2 separate regions of the Homo sapiens genome follow, and region 1 is linked to region 2. Evidence: chromatin contacts called from ENCODE Hi-C data. All regions are on one chromosome and are shown on one strand. Each heading gives the region's core, a stretch centred on a gene start or an enhancer-like site at or near the end of the contact. The rest is flanking DNA. Distances are from core to core; before and after follow the strand shown.

Evidence for each region. A loop is a pair of places that touch in the nucleus more often than their neighbours do. Pooled maps may share reads with other maps.
Region 1: a map of pancreas shows a loop between it and region 2 (2.2-fold over the local background). The contact joins the enhancer-like site here to the promoter of LINC00368 in region 2. A Hi-C loop is called at or near these places in 1 of 168 maps with a recorded cell type or tissue (pancreas) and 1 of 50 pooled maps.

The regions. Positions count from the first base shown.
Region 1 is chr13:111,208,440-111,212,404 of GRCh38, forward strand. ARHGEF7 (Rho guanine nucleotide exchange factor 7) reads left to right here. Exons shown (of 22, transcript NM_001354046.2): 4 at 1,433-1,563. Among named protein-coding and RNA genes, the nearest start is that of ARHGEF7-AS1, 62 kb to the left of the region's middle. RefSeq lists an enhancer at 3,249-3,776. Within about 2 kb of position 2,257, at least 9 of the 41 ENCODE cell types and tissues checked have a DNase peak (open chromatin) inside an H3K27ac peak, as active enhancers do.
Region 2 is chr13:111,093,992-111,098,129 of GRCh38, forward strand. LINC00368 (long intergenic non-protein coding RNA 368) reads left to right here and starts at 1,847. Exons shown (of 3, transcript NR_120415.1): 1 at 1,847-1,903; 2 at 2,679-2,871.

The DNA of each region.
Region 1 (3,965 bases), core at 1,007-3,506, 110 kb after region 2:
TTTCTGCTTCTGTCTCTTAAAATCATATGTGTTCTCAAGGCATTTAGTTGACTGTAACTGGCCTTTTAATTGGATAGAAGAAAGCTTGGTGATGGGGAAGTACAGAATGTCTTCAGGATGGCCCTCCTTGTATGAGAATTTCCTGGAAGGCTGTGGCCAGCAGAGCACTGCAGACCATGGCCGGGAGCCCTGTAGAATTTGCTGGAAATGCCCTTTTAGCTGGTTTTGTGCTGCGGGTTGCCTGAGACCCCTGTGTTCTCAAGCAGAATGTGCTCTATAGAGATTACTCGTAACCTGCCCTCAGCAGGTCCTGGGAAGTGTAGGGTGAGGGGGTGACCTGAGAAGAATTTAAGATCGTTGGAGTAGCAAGCCCCCATCTGTGGGGTCAGGCAGGTGGCGTGAAGGGAGGAGCTGGATGGAAGGGCATGGGTGCTGGGTCCTCTCAGGACAGCCCCTGCCCAGCTCTGAGCCAGCTTTACCTGATGGGATATAGACCTGGTGTGGCCACATCCTAAATGTGTCAAGAGCAGTGGGGAATCTGGGTTTTTGGTGATACCTTCAGACTTTTCGATGTTGACCGTTTAATTCAGAATTTTATAAGATACGTGCAAGCCAATCCAAACACCTGGGAGGAAGCTGGGACCTGGAGACTTAGGGTTGCTTTCATGGAAGCCTCCCTGGAGTTTAGGACATGGCCGGGCACGTGCCTCTCAGAACAGCGATTTTCCCAGCAAAGTTTTTCACAGCCTCATTCTCTCTTTTTTTTAATTGAGTCACTTTTAAGAATAAATTGCTATTATTTATTTGTTGGATGGCCTGTGTGGAGTGTCTTATGAAGGGAGATCCAGAGAACAGAACTAAGCCTCTTACTGTCTGTTTACTTTGATTCTGTCAGCAACTTCATGAGGTGAGTAGAGCCTGTGCTGCCTTAGTGTTGGGGAAATAATCCTCACAAGGTTCTCTCTGGCTGAAAAATACACTGGATTTTCTCTTTTAAATAAGAGTCTTTTCCTTCTGTTGCTTATTGCATGACACATCGTCCTGGAAAAGTGGGCATGTGGTGGTGATGCTTTGGAGAATCAGTACTTGGTTGTTCTCCGCTCCATAATCAAATTTGAGAGGCTTTTTTTTCCAGGTGAAGGGAAAATCTTTAAAAGTTATAATACATTTCACAAACTTTTGAAAATTATATTAGAGAAGAACTGATTAATAGTTATCTCCAGATAATTTCTGGAAAGGTAGTTGGGGAATGAATGCAAGTCATTTATGTAGCAAATAATTTGTTCTTTGTTTTCTGCATAAATGGGCTGCTTTGTTGTGGTCTTTTGGTGTGTCCCTCTGTGCTGCCCTAGTTTTAAAGTCTAGTGTGTAGTGTGGGTGCGTGGTATCAGGCGCTCTCAGCTCTCTTTTTCTGTGTGCATGCTCTTTGCAGACATCGGGCTGGGGAGTGACTCCGTGTGTGCCCGGCCCTCGTCTCACCGCATAAAGTCTTTTGACTCCCTTGGATCACAGTCTTTGCACACTCGGACTTCAAAACTGTTCCAGGGCCAGTATCGGAGTTTGGTAAGTTTGAGAGATTTTGTTACTTAAATATGTTTGGGAAGGATATGAGTGTGTATGGATATATCTGAGAAGATACGTATGCCTCCATTAATGGTGTTAAACAGGGCAAAGGTAGCTGGACTTCGCCTCCGTTGTGCCTGTAATCTGGTTTGGCATTTGCTCATTACCAGATGATCCAGATATTATGCTTAATGATTGCTTTTGAGAAACTCATTTGTTTTTAGGTTGTATTGCAAGACTCATGACTCGATATCTGGAGTGATGCTGCTTTAAAAAAACACACCCCTTGTCATTTGCATGGCATTATCAGCTATGCACATGTACAGAAATATTGAGAATAAGAAATATGTATGGAAAAGTACTCAGCTCCGTAAAGAAGAGATGGTTAAAACTAAAGAATCTGGCCTTTCTTCTCTTCATGAAAGCATGGCTTAGTGTGCTTTACTAAGTCAGGATTTAGTTTACAGGGGAGGGAATCCCTTAGAATGACTGATTGGGACGCAGAGAAAGAAACTTAGATGATCGAACAGTTGTCGTGGAGAGTGAAAAAATACTCGTTTAAAAATGCTCAGGATACAGGCTGTGAGTAAAGCCCATGGAATGTAATAGTGAAGTTGAAAATGAGAAACTCAAGCAGGGTTAAACAGGGCTGCCTGTAGAGTGTTGGGGCAGAGCCAGGGCTGCCACTCTGCAGTCCTGCACCCTTCTCTGAGCTGCAGCTGGCGGGCAGTGACTTCGATTGGCTGCTGGGGATACCACTGCTTTCTCGCGACAGTACATACTTTGTTAGAAACATAGTGATCTTGTAACGTGAGTCTAGAGAGAACCCTATTCTAGAGTCATGAAGGGTCCATGGATTTTCCTCTGCCTTAACATGGGGGAGTATTGCTAAGTAAGCTGATGGTGGTCCTCAAGAAATAAAAGTTAATTTAGATAGAGTCGTGATTTGTAGAGGGAAATAAATTACAGTGGTTTATGAAGCATGTGTGAAAAATGGAAAGATATGCGAGGAATGTGATTTTTATGTTTCTGAACTTTTTGAACTCAAGCTCGCTATCATTGCTGTGTCTCCTCTTAGAGGATCCCCGAGGGGTCTGACTGCTTCAGGCGTGGTGGGCGGTGGGCTGCATGGCCTGAGTGCTGCAGTCCTCACAGCAGCCCCGAGAGGCCTGGCTGTTGCTGTTTCCTGCTTTGCAGGAGCCTGTTCTGGAAGAATTCTGTGGACTACCATTGGGAGCATTAGGATTCCAAGTTAAAGAGGACTAAACAAACCACTTTAAACACACTTGAAATGAGCTCTGTAAAACACATGAGGAAAACATAAGAGAAATCAGCTCGCCTTGGGTAAAGCTGTGATTTGCTGTCTCACCCGTTCACTGGTGGCAATTTTCATCTGATTTTTTTTTCTTTTTGAGTAGAGGACTAGATTACAAATGTATAATTTTAAGTAAAATAAAGTTAAATGTAATGTTTGTTGGTAATGTTACTGAGATCATAGTAAGTATTGGATTAATTTTTCATTAGCTGCTGAAATTTCGTTATACTAGAAATAGACTTGCGCTCTCTGACCTGTGTGAAGTCTTTTTGGGCTGATGTTTTGATTGGGTGCTAGAGAGCTGCTTTCTCTTTGATGGAATGTGCAAGACCTCTCTCAGCCATGCTAGGTAAGAATGAATGTTTCTTTACCCTTAGGTTTTTCTGTGTAGTTTATCGATAGCACTTTGTAGTAGTTTTCTTGGATTAAAAATTAAGAACTTATCTTGAAACAAGAATGGCCTAACATTCCTTTGAAGCTGGGCAGTGGATGCATGGAGGGCCACCTGTCACTCTCTCCTTTTGTGTGCATTTGAACATTTCCATGATAAAAAGTTAAGCTAAAAGGCAACTTGCAGTTTCTTGAATGTCAGTTTTGAGATCATATTAAACCTAAGCTTTGAGATTGCGTAAGACGCTTCCATCCCCCAGGCGAGGATCTGTGTTCTGAGGGGCTGGTGTTGTTTATGCCCCTTTGCTCTTGTGTTGCTCCTTCATTACCTGCCTCCCTTTCAGTGTAAGAATGTGTCCTCCAGCCACCACTGCAGTTGCTGGTTGTTTTTATAAGCTTGTTTTTCATCTGTGAAACCGTCAGCCCCCTGCCTCGGGACAGATTTCCTGTCTTGGGATATAGGCAGGCTTGAACAGTTTGATGTTGCGTTTACTGCTTTGCACTGCAGTGGAGGTTTTCACTTGTCTGCGGTGCCCCTCCACCATTCCAAGGAAAGAACAGTCAGGGGAGAGTTCTTACCCACTTCCAGAGGCTGAACTAAATCGAGCTCTTTATCCAGTTCGGCTCTGTGATGGGCCTCGGTGGTGAAGAATGTGGTAGGCGCCAGTTGTAGATTTAGGTATGGTTTTTCTCATAG
Region 2 (4,138 bases), core at 597-3,096:
CCTCAGCACCTTATTTTAGAATGTGGGGTCCCTGAGCACTTGTTTTTATTCATATAACTCAAGGCAGGAAGAGAGTCCTTTAACCCTGTATGCATGCAGAAAAAGGGTATGGAAGGATAAAGAAAAAAATCTTAGCAGCCATTCTTTCTGGGGAGAAGAGAAGGAAGGGAGGTTTTTAATTGTGCATCTGATTCCTCAGCATGGTTTGAGTCTCTTGCTCTGTGCTTCATGGCATTCTGATCAATTGGAGCAGTTGTGACTGGATAGACTGCTAGCTGATCAATTAGTACAGTCATGATTGGATAGACTGCTAGCTGGTCAATTAGAGCATCCATGACTGCATAGACTGTTAGCTGATCAATTAGCACAGTCGTGACTGGATAGACTGTTTGCTGATCAATTAGTGCAGTTGTGACTGGATAGACTGTTAGCTGATCATTTAGACCAGTCGTGATTGCAAAGACTGCTAGCTGATCAATTAGCACAGTTGTGACCGGACAGACTGTTAGCTGATCAACTGGAGCAGTCGTGACTGGATAGACTGTTAGCTGATCAATTGGAACAGTCCTGATTGCATAGACTGCTAGCTGATCAATTAGGGCAGTCATGACCGGATAGACTGTTAGCTGATCAATTAGTGTAGTTGTGATTGCGTAGACTGCTAGCTGATCAACTAGCACAATCGTGACTGCATAGACTGTTAGCACTCTGCACAGCTCCTGGTCCTCACGCCATCTCTGTGAGCAATTCTACTCCTTTCTCTCCTTTTCTCTTCCTTGCCTAATACTTTTTCTGGCAAACTGATTACCCTGTTCCATATAACACTGACTCCTCGTTTCACTAAACACCGTCCTCAGCTCTTTGTATCTAACCCAGCCCTTGCCTGGCTTCCGTGCGCTGTCCCCTCCTCAATGCCCATGCTGGCTGGGGTCCCCTGGGAAGCGGCATGGTTGTCTGCCAGGTAGGATTGCACCTGAGGGACCGGTTGTTCAATAGAACCCACTGGAGGCCACAGGTGAAGGGGGCTCTGAGCTTCCATGGGGTGACCCGCAGGAGGCCACTGCCTACAGGGCTGGCAGGAGGGAAACGTGACCATCAGAACTGAGAACGGGGGCAGGCCCTGTGGACCTGGAGCCCAGGCTCGACAGGGAGGGACTGCCAGGCTGCTGGAGCCCAGGGGGTGCTGGCCAGTCCACGGGGACAGCCTGGGAGAGGAGGCTGCCGGTTGCTGGTGGGGCCTCCGGAGGCTGCGGAGGGCTGGTGTAGGGGAGTGGGGGAGGAAACTGAAAAGGGGACAGACAGCTCTGCCAGAGTAGGGTGGCAGGGCAGCAAGCCTGGACGAGGAGCGCAGCTTCAGCCCCTCTGGGTGCCACTCTTGGCAGCACTTACAGGGGTGGGGTGGGATTGGCTAGGGTGCAGGGGAACAGAGCTGCGAGGCTCCAGCGCAGTGTGATGCGGCAAAGCACAGGAGGGCGTGTTGGGAGCTGAGAGAGAACAGCACCAGAACAGGTATGACCTGCCTTTTAGGACATTTTGTAATTCAGATCAGTGTTCGTGTTTGAAGAGAGTCACCGTCCTGCCATGGGAAACACTTGCATCGTCTTCCAACCTTGACAGGATTACGCGCGCTCCTGGACCGCATCCAAATAGAACTCTCCCTTATGCCCAGGGCTCGATGTGGCGACCGGCTGTGGGGGTCACGGACCCCTGCTTTTCTGGGGTGTGGCTGTAGTTGTAGTATAAACGGTCGTGCTTATTTTCTATACACTGACCTCACGCTCTTCACGTTCCTGCTGACCTCACAATGGTCTGTGAAGGTTCTACCCTGTTTACCACGCCCTTTCCCAGTGATACGAATATTTCCAGGCTCCTACATGAAGTAATTACACTGCTATGAACACATGTATGTATGCTGCCTTTTCTTCATTTAATGTGTTTCCTTATCCTAATACTTTACTTCTAAGCCACCTTTAGCCTTACATTTGAATTAGCTGGCACCCCACACTCACATTTTATTAGAACCTCCAGTGCTCGCATATTGCCATGAGCCTAGTCTCTTTTTCTTTCTGTCCTTTCTGTGTTTCGTTCTTAACCCCTTTGACCGATGACTTCTTTATTGGGCTGGTTGTTCCACTCCTTATTTTCTTAACTCCTCTGTGAACCCTTCGTTTCGTTTTACTGCCTTCATCTCTAACCAGTTTCCTGAGCTAAGGGAACCCCCTCCACCAGAAGTTGTTTGGTGGGGATGAGGCTTTCTCACCCCGGGCTAATTAGCTCACACTATCTAGGCAGACTCTTAATGAAATGTAGGACCAGGACAAGCTCAAAAATCCCTGTTTCTTAAAGGTCTTCTGTATATTCAATAAGACGCGGCTTCTAAAATTGGGTTCCAATTAATCAAACTCATAATTTAATTGATGTGCCTTTTTTTCCGGGAATAAATAAAAATAAAAACAAAAACAGCAACCAGGGCAATTAAAAATGCTTCCCTCTGGAAGTAAAATTTACATTCAAATGGCCAAAGCCATATAAAGCAAAAAATGTTCATGTAAGATTGATTTACTACCCAGGTACAAAATATGGCAGGGAACTAATTATGCATCAAATATTTATTTGTTGGTATCTGCTTCTGTTCTGCTTCAAAAAGTACTTCTCCAGTATAATTTTTTTTTTTTTAGTTTTGCACAGAATATAGGTAAAGCATGAACGGGCATTTTAACAGAAGAATCACAGTACCGCTCACTTCTAAGGCAGTATTTGTTTCAGGCTTTGCGACCAATCAGCAGTTTTCACACCCAGTCCTGGATTCGGTCTCTGCTATTTTACACCCAGGCAAGGGCACTGAGGACAGCACTTGCAAGCCTCTCTTAGGTAAATTCACCTGGAGAAGAAAACAGCTTTTATTTGTAAAACATTTGGCTTTCCAACAAGCCTTGTCTATCATGGCATCCTGATGATGCATACAAACAAGAGCTCACTGGACTGGCTTAATCTTCCAGTGCCTGCTGCTTTCTCCTGAGTAGGTTTTCTGGGCCGTGGAATCCTTCAGGCTCGTGTGTCCTCCACTGGCATTTGCTCCTGAGCGAGCACACGCTTAATGTGAAGCCCATGGCTACACCCCAGGGCATCCAAGTGCCCTCTGAAATGTTCTGTGTTGGAGGAGAGTTTCCTTAGCTTCCACCAGATTCTCAAGAGGCTTTTTAGCCCCAAGACCATTAAGAAAGAGTGTTATCCTGTTTTGGACCTTCTTGTTCGTGCTCTTTCTGGAAACAAAATGGTGCGAGAGCCTTTCCTACTTAGCCCTGGGGAAGTTCTGGTACCTGCCGGGTAATTATAACTTCCACAAAAAATATGCTTCATTCCTAGTTTTGAGGCTCATTTAGCAAACTAGTGAAGGAGTTTTACTCAACGCAAGTGTGATTGAGGGGTGAGGAACTAGGAAGGGGAGGGAGAATATAGGACAATAACTTGAAGAGAAGATGATAGGGTTGTGGAGAGATTGTTAAAGGTTAGGATTGGAGACAAGGAAGGTGGAGAGAGTAGGGGTGCGGAAGGCGAGGTGGGGAGATCCAGGGAATATTTCTTAGCAGAAGAGGTGAAGGGACCCATCCAAAGGATGGAGAAGACAGAAAAGGGATGGGAAAGTTAGCAGAATACCATCCAGAGGACAGGAGCAAGAGTTCTGGTGTGATAAACATACTCACCAAATTTGGGTTGTATTTTGGAAAGAAGGAAATGAGGAATTGGAGTGTGGGGTCTGGGGAGGGCAGAAATGCTGGGGGCAGCTGTGCTGTGAAACAGGAGAGGGGCTGCCACTTGCTCCAAGCCTCTTGAGCCTTCTTTCCCCCTACTTTGGCCATAAAATAATGGAACAATTGTTTTAACCACCACAAACCCCTGATGGTGAAGGAGAGAATTTTCGTTCTGCAAATATACATTTATTTCTGAAATTATAAACACAAGACAAAAATATGCTTATGGAGTTTTAAGTGCAACACACACACACAACTTTCTGAAGCTAAAATAACAAAATAATTGATGAATTAGAGGAGAAGAACATCCAAATGATTGGACTAGCATCTAAAAGAGAAGACAAATCTCAAAGCACAAATCTCAGGCAGTTTAGGCAATTCATAAC